Regions from separate parts of the Homo sapiens genome. Here region 2 is linked to region 1. The links are chromatin loops, found by intact Hi-C in ENCODE. Cell type or tissue: K562. All regions are shown on one strand. Each heading gives the region's core, and the rest is flanking DNA. Links, peaks and the distances in the headings are about the cores only.

Region 1 (5,367 bases), core at 368-5,367:
CTGGAGTTTTTTATTTAATATTTTCAAATCAGAGTTGAACATGGGTAGCTGAAGCCACAGAAAGCATAATCACACATAAGGGGGGATTGCTGTATATCATAGATTTTTAAAATATTAGAGAAAGATAAAACCAGAACAGTAGGCTCAAATTTAGTGATTTTCTTTTGTTTTGACTTGTGAAAATTATGTAATAAAGTTTCTTTGTTTTTGCTTTGCAGATACAGTCCACAGTTATTGCAGCAATGTTTTTAGGACAGGATTTCACAAAACATCTCTAGACTATTTTTAAAAAGTTTTGGACTTTCCTCTACCTATAATTTTTAGAGGAAGTGAAAGATGGTGGTTGTTCATTCTTTCTTTCTTATATAACATTATGAAGAAGAAGTAAGAAGAATTATGTGGAATAGTAAATCACTTTCCCCTAACTGATACTTTACCTAAATTATCTGACAATTGAAATGATTTTGCAATGAAAAGTGAATAATATGGCCGGGTATGGTGGCTCATGCCTATAATCCCAGCACTTTGGGAGGCCAAGTTGGATGAAACACCTGAGGTCAGGAGTTTGAGGCTAGCCTGGCCAACATGGCGAAACCCCATCTCTACTAAAAATACAAAACATTAGCTGAGCATGGTGGTGGATGCCTGTAAGCCCAGCCACTCAGGAGGCTGAGGCAGGAGAATTACTTGAACCCGGGAGGTGGAGGTTGCAGTCAGCCGAGATTATACCACTGCACTCCAGCCTGGGCAACACGAGTGAAACTCCATCTCAAAAAAATAAATAAAAAAAAGCGAAGTGAATAATATAATATCAGCTCTTAAGGAAATAGATTCTTTTGATCATGTGACTTCATGAAAGGAGAGGAAACATTGTAACAGATGGTATGCATACTTCTAAGGATAAGAAATTGGCAACTGCATCTTATAAAACTTGATGGGGATCAAAAATATAAACCTTCTTTTTTTTTTTTTGAGATGGAGTCTCGCTCTGTCGCCCAGGCTGGAGTGCAGTGGCGCGATCTCGGCTCATTGCAAGCTCTGCCTCCTGGTTTCACGCCATTCTCTTGCCTCAGCCTCCCTAGTATCTGGGACTACAGACACCCGCCACCACGCCTGGCTAATTTTTTGTATTTTTAGTAGAGGTGGGGTTTCACCGTGTTAGCCAGAATGGTCTGGATCTCCTGACCTCGTGATCCACCCACCTCAGCCTCCCAAAGTGCTGGGATTACAGGCGTGAGCCACCGCTCCTGGCCAAAAATGTCAATCTTAATAGTAATAAAGTTTAATCAAAGTGTGTTGTTATAGACTGCTATTTCATAAAATTAGTGGTACTTTAGTACACTTTAGTACATAGGGATAATTTCTCATCTCCTTACAGTAGGAAGTTTATAAAACAAACAGGCATACATTACATATTTGTTGATAAATTTATAGAAGATTGTATTTGTCAGTTTTCACACTCCTATAAAGAACTACCTGAGACTGGGAGATTTACAAAGAAAAGAGGTCTAACTGATTCACAGTTCACATGACTGGAGAGGCCTCAGAAAACTTACACACATGGCGGAAGGGAAAGCAAGGCACATCTTACATGGTGACAGGGTAGAGAGAGAGAGAGAAACTACCACACACTTTTAAACCACCAGATCCTGTGAGAACTCACTCACTATCAGGAGACCAGCAAGGGGGATGTCCACCCCCATGATTCAATCACCTCCCACCAGGCCTCTCCCCTGACAGGGGAGAATTACAATTGGAAATGATATTTCAGTGGAGACACAGAGCCAAAGCATATCAAAGGTGTTATTTTGTTTTTGTTTTGTTTCATTTGACATAATGTGGAGAAAACAATTTTGAAATCCTTAGGCACCAATTCTTAACAAGATACTAATTCTATCAATCCAGGGTTTTCCAAAGAGACAGAATCAATAGGATACATATATATACAGAGAGAGATATTATTAATAGATATAGGTATAGACATAGATACATGAGGGGGATTTTATTAAAGGAATTAGCTCTCGTGCAATTATGGGGATTGAGAAGTCCCATGACAAGCCCTGGGACGGAGACCCTGGGATGCTAGTAGCATGGCTCAGTCCAAGTCTGAAGGCCTCAGAACTAAGGAACCTCATGGTGAGCTCTCTGTTTAAGACTGAAAGCCTGAGAATCTGGAGATGGCAGGGGGCGTGGATATTGGTGTAAGTCCTAGAATCCCACGGCTGGTGAACCTAAAGTTTTGATGTCCAAGACAGGAGAAGAAGAGTATATCTCAGCTCTTTGAAAGAGAGACCTAATTGCCTTTTCTGGTTTTGTTCTAGCCAAGCCCCCAGCTGACTGAATAGTGTCTGCCCACATTGACAGCAGATCTTTGCCACTTAATCCACTCAGATTAACATGCTAATTTCTTCTGGAAATACCTTCTCTCTAGGAATTATCTAATCCAGTCAAGTTGACACCTAAAATTAACTATCACAAGAATATTTGCCTGTCACTACTAAATTCTATACTATACCACTACTAGTTCTACTATTAATTTTATGTCAACTTAGTGCAAAGTTAAGCTTAGATTTTAGTTGTTTGACAAATATAATTGATATACTAAAATAGCTTACAAACTTCAAGCAAGGAAAACGTGTTTAGGTCCTAATATGTCCAGTTTCAGTGTCAGACTGAACTGGGCTTAAAATCCAAATCTACCATGTCATAGTCATATGATGTTGTAGAGATACAGCTAGTTGACATTGGAATCCCACCTAGAATCTAAGGATTCCTGTTCAGGTCAGTACTTCATGAAAGGTTAAAAAATAGTACTTGCAGACTGAGAGATCTTACATTTCTACCTCAAAAGCTGGTAGTAAAAATAAATGAAAATAAATGACTCTTGTGAAATGATTTGTGTAATAATACCATTACCACAAATAGGCTGACTACAATGATTAAATTCGGCTATTATGAAATATCATATTTGCATATTCTATATCCTTCTAGATCTAAATTCTTACGAAGTCACTTCTAAAAATGTTATTTTTCAAAGTGGCCACATGGTGGCAGACTTCAACCAAACAAGGACAGTGTTTCTTAAAAACCCTTCATCATTTTATTTTAAGCGATTTGTAAAAGCCAAAAGTTTACAAAATTAAATCCAGGACAGGCACTATATTTTACACCTTTATAGTCTCAAAACGTAAACTTAGAATTTTATGTACTAAGACAGAGTTCTATTTTGACATCAATGAAGAGCTCTTTCTATGCCTCAAAGATTGCTCTATAGGGTGGAAGAGGGCACAACTTTCTTCCCACTGGATAGCCTTTCTCTTCTGAACCTCTTCTTTTTGACCAAGTGAAAAAAAGTTCTGAGTAATTGGAAAAATCTATTAAGAACATGAGTATCGTGGTCCCACTGGTAAAAGTTTGTAGCTTCTTTGTTGGCTTCACTACTTACTTTCTTGAATGACTTGGGCAATTTCTTAATGCTCCTTGCCTCTATTTTCTTTTCTGTAAGGTGCGAATAATAAAACCAGTTCCTCCAGAGGTTTCCTGTGAGAACTGAATATGCCTGCAGAGCACGTGGAACAGGACTTGCACATAAGAAACATGCAACACGCACTGTTGTTATGATTACTATCCTGTATCATTAACAAAAGAAATGTAAACAATGAAGGGTTATTAAGCTTATCCTTTATATTTGAAAACTGGGGAAAAAATAATCACAGAGTAAATCTAATTTGCAAAATTTTGGGAATAGTGCAGTATACCTGGAAACTGTAAACCAGCACATATTCCTTTCCCTTCCCAGGTGTCCTTCCATCCTTCTTTTGTTTGTTTATACACCTTCCCCAGGGAAATCCCCATGAACACACACACTCATATGCACACACTCACAGCAGCTGAAAGAAGAGTAATCTAGGTAATACTACATCTGGAAACAACAAGGAATGAACATGGCACAGTGAGAATTCTTCAAAGAGAGTTGTAGCATAGAGATAGTCATGTGTCCAGGATAAAAATAAAAAAAATGGTTGAAAAAATATCACTGTATCAAATTCTCACTATTCTCCACTTTCACACAATGCTCCCAGGGCAGAAAGAGAGATGCAGAGGAATATTTGCACATGGAACTAGTATTTAAAATTATTTTTCTCAAAATTGAATATAAGGGGTAAAAGATGATAGTTGTTGGGTTTAGAAGTTATGGAGGAAAGAGCCACAAAAAGAATGACCATTAAGGACCGGGCGCAGTGGCTCACGCCTGTAATAGCAACACTTTGGGAGGCCGAGGCGCGGGGATCACAAGGTCAGGAGATCGAGACCATCCTGGCTAACATGGTGAAACCCCATCTCTACTAAAAATACAAAAAATTAGCTGGGTGTAGTGGTGCATGCCTGTAGTCCCAGCTACTCGGTAGGCTGAGGCAGGAGAATCACTTGAACCTGGGAGACAGAGCTTGCAGTGAGCTGCGATAACGCCACTGCACTCCAGCCTGGGTGACAGAGACTCTGTCTCGAAAAAAAAAAAAAAAAGGAACGAGACTACCAGCTGAAATTACACATCTTCTTCAGCTTTTCTTATTGAACCAGACGACATGAATGAAAGTCAAGTAATTCAAATTAAAATGGTTACTCATTACTGAGAGAGTTGAACATAAATACATTTATTTCTTCCCTTCTTCATACATTTACTTATCCATTTATTCATACAAAAAACATCTGTAAGACTGTATTACATTTTAGTAACTAGGAAGTGCTGTGAATGTGTGTCTGTGTGTGTAACTTGAAAAAATGCACAAATTATGGTTTAGTGATAATAGCATTGTGTCCGGAATTTGTGGGTTCTTGGTCTAGTTGAGTTCAAGAATGAAGCCACGGACCTTCACGGTGAGTGTTACAGCTCATAAACGCAGCAGGTACCCAAAGAGTGAGCAGCAACAGGATTTACTACTAAGAGTGAAAGAACAAACTTTCCACAGCGTGGAAAGTGACTCCACCACGCAATGTGGGCTGGGGAGCTGCTTTTATTCCCCTATCTGACCACCCACCCCCGCCCCCCCCCCGCGCCCCACCCACATCCTGCTGATTGGCCCATTTTACAGAGAGCTGATTGGTCTGTTTTGACAGAGTGCTGATTGGTGCATTTACAAACTTTTAGCTAGACACAGAATGATGATTGGTGCATTTACAATCCTTTAGCTAGACACAAAAGTTCTCTAACTCCCCACCCCATTAGCTAGACATAGAGCGCTGATTGATGCACTTACAATCCTTTAGCTAGACACAGAGTGCTGATTGGTGAATTTACAATCCTTTAGCTAGACAGAAAAGTTCTCCAAGTCCCCACTAGTTTAGCTAGACACAGAGCACTGATTG
Region 2 (5,386 bases), core at 198-5,197, 1.5 Mb after region 1:
TAGTCAAGAAGGATATATTTGCAGAGTGAGAATGGAGTTTGAAGCACAGGTTAGTAAGTTCACCGACATGGTGTGATGCCTATCATGGTGTGGAACAGAGTTGGGATTGGAAGAGAAGAAGGAGAACAAGAATAGGCTATGGGCCAGGGGCCAGATGTCCCTGTGCTTCCACTTTCCTGAATGGAACTTCAAGGATTCCAAGGATTTAAAATTCAAATATGCTTTCCCAGTCATTATAAAGGTATATTTGTCAAAGTAGAAGGAAACAATAGATTTTACTTAAGCTTTTATGAGTTTGGCTTATAATTTTTAAGTATTTAGAAATAATACACTACATGAACTTCCATTCATACTTTTGCCCCACAAATATTAGGGGCATCCCTGAAATGTATTTGGTAATACTGAAAAAGATAAAAGAGAGATAAAGAGAGAGGACCACAAATATACAACATTAAGAATGAGAAGTGGATGACATTACTACACATACAATAGAAATTAAAGAGGGAATACCAAGAAAAGCCTATCATTTGGAAAAAATGGACAATTTTATTTTTAAAAACTATACAAAAATTGCCTTATGTAAAAAGAAAATTTAAATAGTTCTATAACATTAAAGAAATTGAGCAAAACAATAAGTAAAAAATTATCATGAGGGAAAAATAACATCACTGAGATCAGATAATTTTACAGGTAAATTCTACCAAAACATTCAAGAAACAGATTATTCAAATTTTATACACACTCTTTGAGAAAATATAAAAGGACAAAAATTTTCATCTCATTTTGATACCAAAACTAAAAGACAGTGTAAGTAAGGAACATTGAAAGCTAATCTCAGACATGAACACTGATGCAAAATGCTGAATCAAATATTAAACAAGCTAAATCCAGAAATTAATAAAAATAATATGCCATACCAAATCTTGTGTACCCCAGAACTGCTAGAATGATTTTCACTAGAAATTCTATCAATAAAATGAATTACTTTAACAAATTTAAGGAGGAAAAAGAAGTGACCATCTCAATAGAAAGAGGAAAAGCATCAATAAATTTCAAATCTGATTCATAATAAAAACTAATAAAGGAAAGATATTTCCTTAAAGAGATGATGAGTACCTAAAAAAAAAGAAGAAGAAGAAAAGGAAACTTCAACAAAAGTTATTTAATGGTGAAACATAAAAGTATTCCGTTAAAATCAGGAACAAGTAAAGGAAGACATAAAAGGTTAATTTCTGGAAGTGGAATAACTGAGATACAGGAAATTAGTATTTTAATTTTAATAGATAATACAAAAGCACTCTTCCAAAAGGTGTTGATTTTACAATTCTAGTGCCCATTTCCCCATACCTTTACTGGCATTGAATGTTATTCATCTTTTTAATCACTGCCCATCTGTTAAGAAAACAAATTTTATTTTTGCTTTGTGAAGATTCTGTTTATGTCATTTGTAGAGTCTTACTTAATATTTTAGGTTGTTGTAGCTTACCATTGTTACTGAATATTGAGGGAGAGGAGGATGAGAAAGGTTGCCAATAGTCTTAACTGAGCTTAATGGCATCGGTAAAAAATGAAAATGATCTCTATGAAAACTTACCCAAAAGGGCATTATAAATATGTGTAGTATAACAATGTTATCTGCACCAGAAGTTGAGTCAGGAAATCTGTATCTGTGCCTCATGCCTTATTTCAGCCACCATATCCTTCCAGAGGCTTCATGGCAGGCAAGCAACACAATGAGAGAATTCTGGTGTTCTCAACCATGGCAACTCTCACAGCCATGGGTGAAGGCCTCTCCCCTGAGATCTCAGACCTGGAGATGCCTCTGTCAAGCAATGGCTCTTGGGTGAACATGTATGATACAACTTCTATTATCGCAAGTCTGGAACTGTATTCACCAACATATGCACATCCAATGCTACCAGAATCTATGAAAACTCAGTGATAAAAAAATCAGAGTCAAATTCCCCCAGGTTTTTGTTTTAACTGCTTTCTTGCAGAAAAAAAACTTCTTTTCTGGATGAATGCTGTTTCACAGAAACCCATTTCTCAGTCTACAAACATAGTTTCCGGATAATAATTTGCAATAAACCTTTTGCTCAAATCACCAAGAACAGGAGGTCTGAAATATACTTCAGAGTTGTGTGACTTTTGAAACCCACCTCAGCAGCCCTGAAGCTGTTATTTGTTGCTCTTTTTCAGATATAACCTCAGTCCTTCCTCACTGAGAATATTAGGGTTAAGATTTAAGAATACAGATAGTCTTTGAATTCAGATAGCTCTGGATTAAACACCAGTTCCTCCACTTAAAGGCTGTGTGACCTTGGGTGAGTTCCTCTAAGCCTCCATTTCCTCCTCAGTTTTTTGTTTTTGTTTAGTTGTTGTTGTTTTGAGAAGGAGTCTCACTCTATCACCCAGGCTGGAGTGCAGTGGTGCGATCTCGGCTCACTGCAACCTCCACCTCCCGGGTTCAAGCAATTGTCCTGCATCAGCCTCCCAAACAGCTGAGACTATCGGCGCCTGCCACCACACCCGGCTAATTTTTATTGTATTTTTAGTAAAGACTGGGTTTCACTATGTTGGCCAGGCTGGTCTTGAACTCCTGACCTCATGATCCGCCCCCTTCGGCCTCCCAAAGTGCTGGGATTACAGGTGTGAGCCATCGCCCCAGGCGTTCTCCTCTGTTTTATGAAGACAGTATAGCCCTGCACTGAATAATTGTGAAGATCAAATGAGACAATGTATTTAAATCATACCTTTAATAAGTGCTCAATAAATGGTAGCTATCATCACTATTATTTCTCTCAAAGAATGCTCCTTTCTAGATTCCCCAGTCCCTCTTGCTTTTCTTCAGTTCCCTCACCTCCTCAAAGAGCTATCGAGCCCAGCCTTGGATTGGCTAAGTCACTCACAAGTCCAGAGCGCAATTCACAGCTATGTCCATACTGCGCCCTCTAGTGTCACTTTAGGGACTATGTGACTCTGGAAGCGCCGTTACCTCCAGGATTACGCCAAGGGTGTAAATTTCTCTATGTCAGGTGCATGCCCTCCACTGCCAACGTCACTCCACAGCTTGATAATGGTGGTGCTCACAGAGCACTGACATTCATTTAGGTCTGGGTAAGGCTCACATTCCATAAGGTGGGATGGAAAGAATCATCAGTCCCTTCTAACAGGGAGCTTTCAAGCTCCAGAAACCAGGAGACTCATTCAACACATTCATCTCTATATGTCCACCTGGGACCATTAGGCACATAGATGTAAATTTTATCTGGAAATAGCCCTGAGTGCCCCCATGCGTGTGTACAGCCAGGGAAACACACCTACTGGGAGGTCATACTCACCACCCCACTTCTAAACCAGGCCACAGTTTAGAACCCCTTGGTTATATAATATGGATAACGGATGTCTAATAAATGCTTTTAATGGCTTGAGATTATATCTGCTCTTGAGCCTGTGTGTTCAAAGGTAGTAAAACCAAAACACTGGTGAAATGGTAGAAGAAGAATAATAAATTTGTTGACACAAAATTCCAGCACAGATTTTCAATTGCTCATCTCTGTTCAATATGACGAGAAATGAGAGCTAACACCTATTCAGCACTTGCTGTATGTTAGGTACTGTTCTAAAAGTTTTACCTGTATTAGCTCATTTAATACTCAGAACAACATTACAAGGCATTTATTTTTCCCATGTTTTAGATGACAAAACTGAGGCACAAAATGGTTAGTAAGTGGCCCAATATTGAACGTTTACCAAATGGCAGATCTAGGTGAGTAACAAATGGCGTTAAGAAAAACCACAAAATTACAACTTTAGAAAGTTTATCAGAGGGAAAGAAGGAAGGAACAAAGGAATGAAGAAAGGAATGAAGGAAGAAAAGAAGGAAGGAAGGAAAGAAGGAAGGAAGAAGAAAGAAAGAAATTAAGAAAAACTACATGTGATATATTTTAACACAAAGCAGACTCCCATCAATGTAACCAGATGATGTCAGCAGGATGGTGAAAGGACTCAACATAAAGAAAGGACTGTTGAAGCTGTTGAAACAATCCAATCAGCTACTTCTTGACATTCAGACAGTGGTCCAATCTGAGTGGAAGAACCACTATGAACTCTTGCTGTGGGTCACACTTGCTAAGACCAAGCCATACCTCCTGACATAAGACTCTAAACCATACTTTCTACTAGAAAATATAAGAAACATAGTAGCTCTCCCTAAGGGGCTATTTCACCATTCATAAAGATGATAACTTGGATAGATATCTATGTTAATCATGCTTTGAGAAGTCAATAAGATGTTACATTTGTTGAAAAGTAATTTAAACAGACTAAGACACCAACCTGAAATGTGCTCAAAAAGGTGATCATGTGCCCTTAAACAGACCTTCATCTACACTATAAGCCATGTAGGTATCCATTTTATGTGTCTCCTAATCTTCCATTATCAAATTATTTATTCTCAGCATATTATAAGCAATAGTAGCAGAGGATCATTGGCTTGGTACTAACTGTGATTTTCAACTCTTGTCCTGAACTGAATCTGCAGCAGCAGAATTTTCCTTGGCTCTTACAGGTTATAGGAAATGGTACATTCCTGGTCCTCTTTGAAGTATAGTTCCTACTAATCCTCTTCTCAGATGCAGAGATCCCCAAACAACCTCAAAACCTCCTCTAATAGGGCCCTGTGTAATCCAAGGCCACTAGCATTTGCCAGCGCACTCACACCACCTCACCATCTCTTCCCAGCAGGAGGTTTCATAGCACAGATAACCCTGACCTACTTAAAGAACTCTAAGCTCCTATAGCACAAATACATGCATAAATATATACCAGATGCACAGATCAAATTTAAGAAGAATAGATTATGGACATGGAACTGTCAACATGACCTTCACAATCACATTTTTTCATCCTTCCATGTGGTGTCCACCTGTGGTGCACTGTCAGTGGGTTTGGTTGAAGCTCAGTAGGTTCTCACTTTCAAAGTTGGCTTTGTGCCTATGGGATTTTTTTTTTTTAGCTTTGTTTTCAGCGATGCGGGTGCCCATAGAACTAAAAATTATCCAAGATAAATGGTTCACCTTTAAAATTTGTCTGTGGCTGGGCACGGTGGCTCACGCCTGTAATCCTAGCACTTTGGGAGGCCGAGGCGGGCGGATCACGAGGTCAGGAGATCGAGACCATCCTGGCTAACATGGTGAAACCCCCGTTTCTACTAAAAATACAAAAAATTAGCCGGGCGCGTTGGCGGGCGCCTGTAGTCCCAGCTACTCGGGAGGCTGAGGCGGGAGAACGGCGTGAACCCGGGAGGCGGAGCTTGCAGTGAGCCGAGATCGCACCACTGCACTCCAGTCTGGGCAACAGAGGGAGACTCCGTCTCAAAAAAAAA

What was found. Peaks named below come from ENCODE experiments on the same cell type or tissue, not always from the same donor. Only the 100,000 strongest peaks of a DNase experiment are listed, where the experiment ranks them.
Region 2: it touches region 1 in a loop (10-fold over the local background); 3 of 110 quality-filtered maps call a loop at or near these places.

Annotation. Positions count from the first base shown.
Region 1 is chr4:125,281,582-125,286,948 of GRCh38, reverse strand. No RefSeq gene overlaps it. Among named protein-coding and RNA genes, the nearest start is that of FAT4, 31 kb to the left of the region's middle. In K562, for the core only: a CTCF peak has its summit at 3,053 (motif pointing right); no DNase peak of the experiment used is centred there.
Region 2 is chr4:123,770,584-123,775,969 of GRCh38, reverse strand. All of the region lies in intron 3 of LINC01091 (long intergenic non-protein coding RNA 1091), which reads right to left. Among named protein-coding and RNA genes, the nearest start is that of LINC01091, 120 kb to the right of the region's middle. In K562, for the core only: a CTCF peak has its summit at 2,950 (motif pointing left); a DNase peak (open chromatin) is centred at 2,929.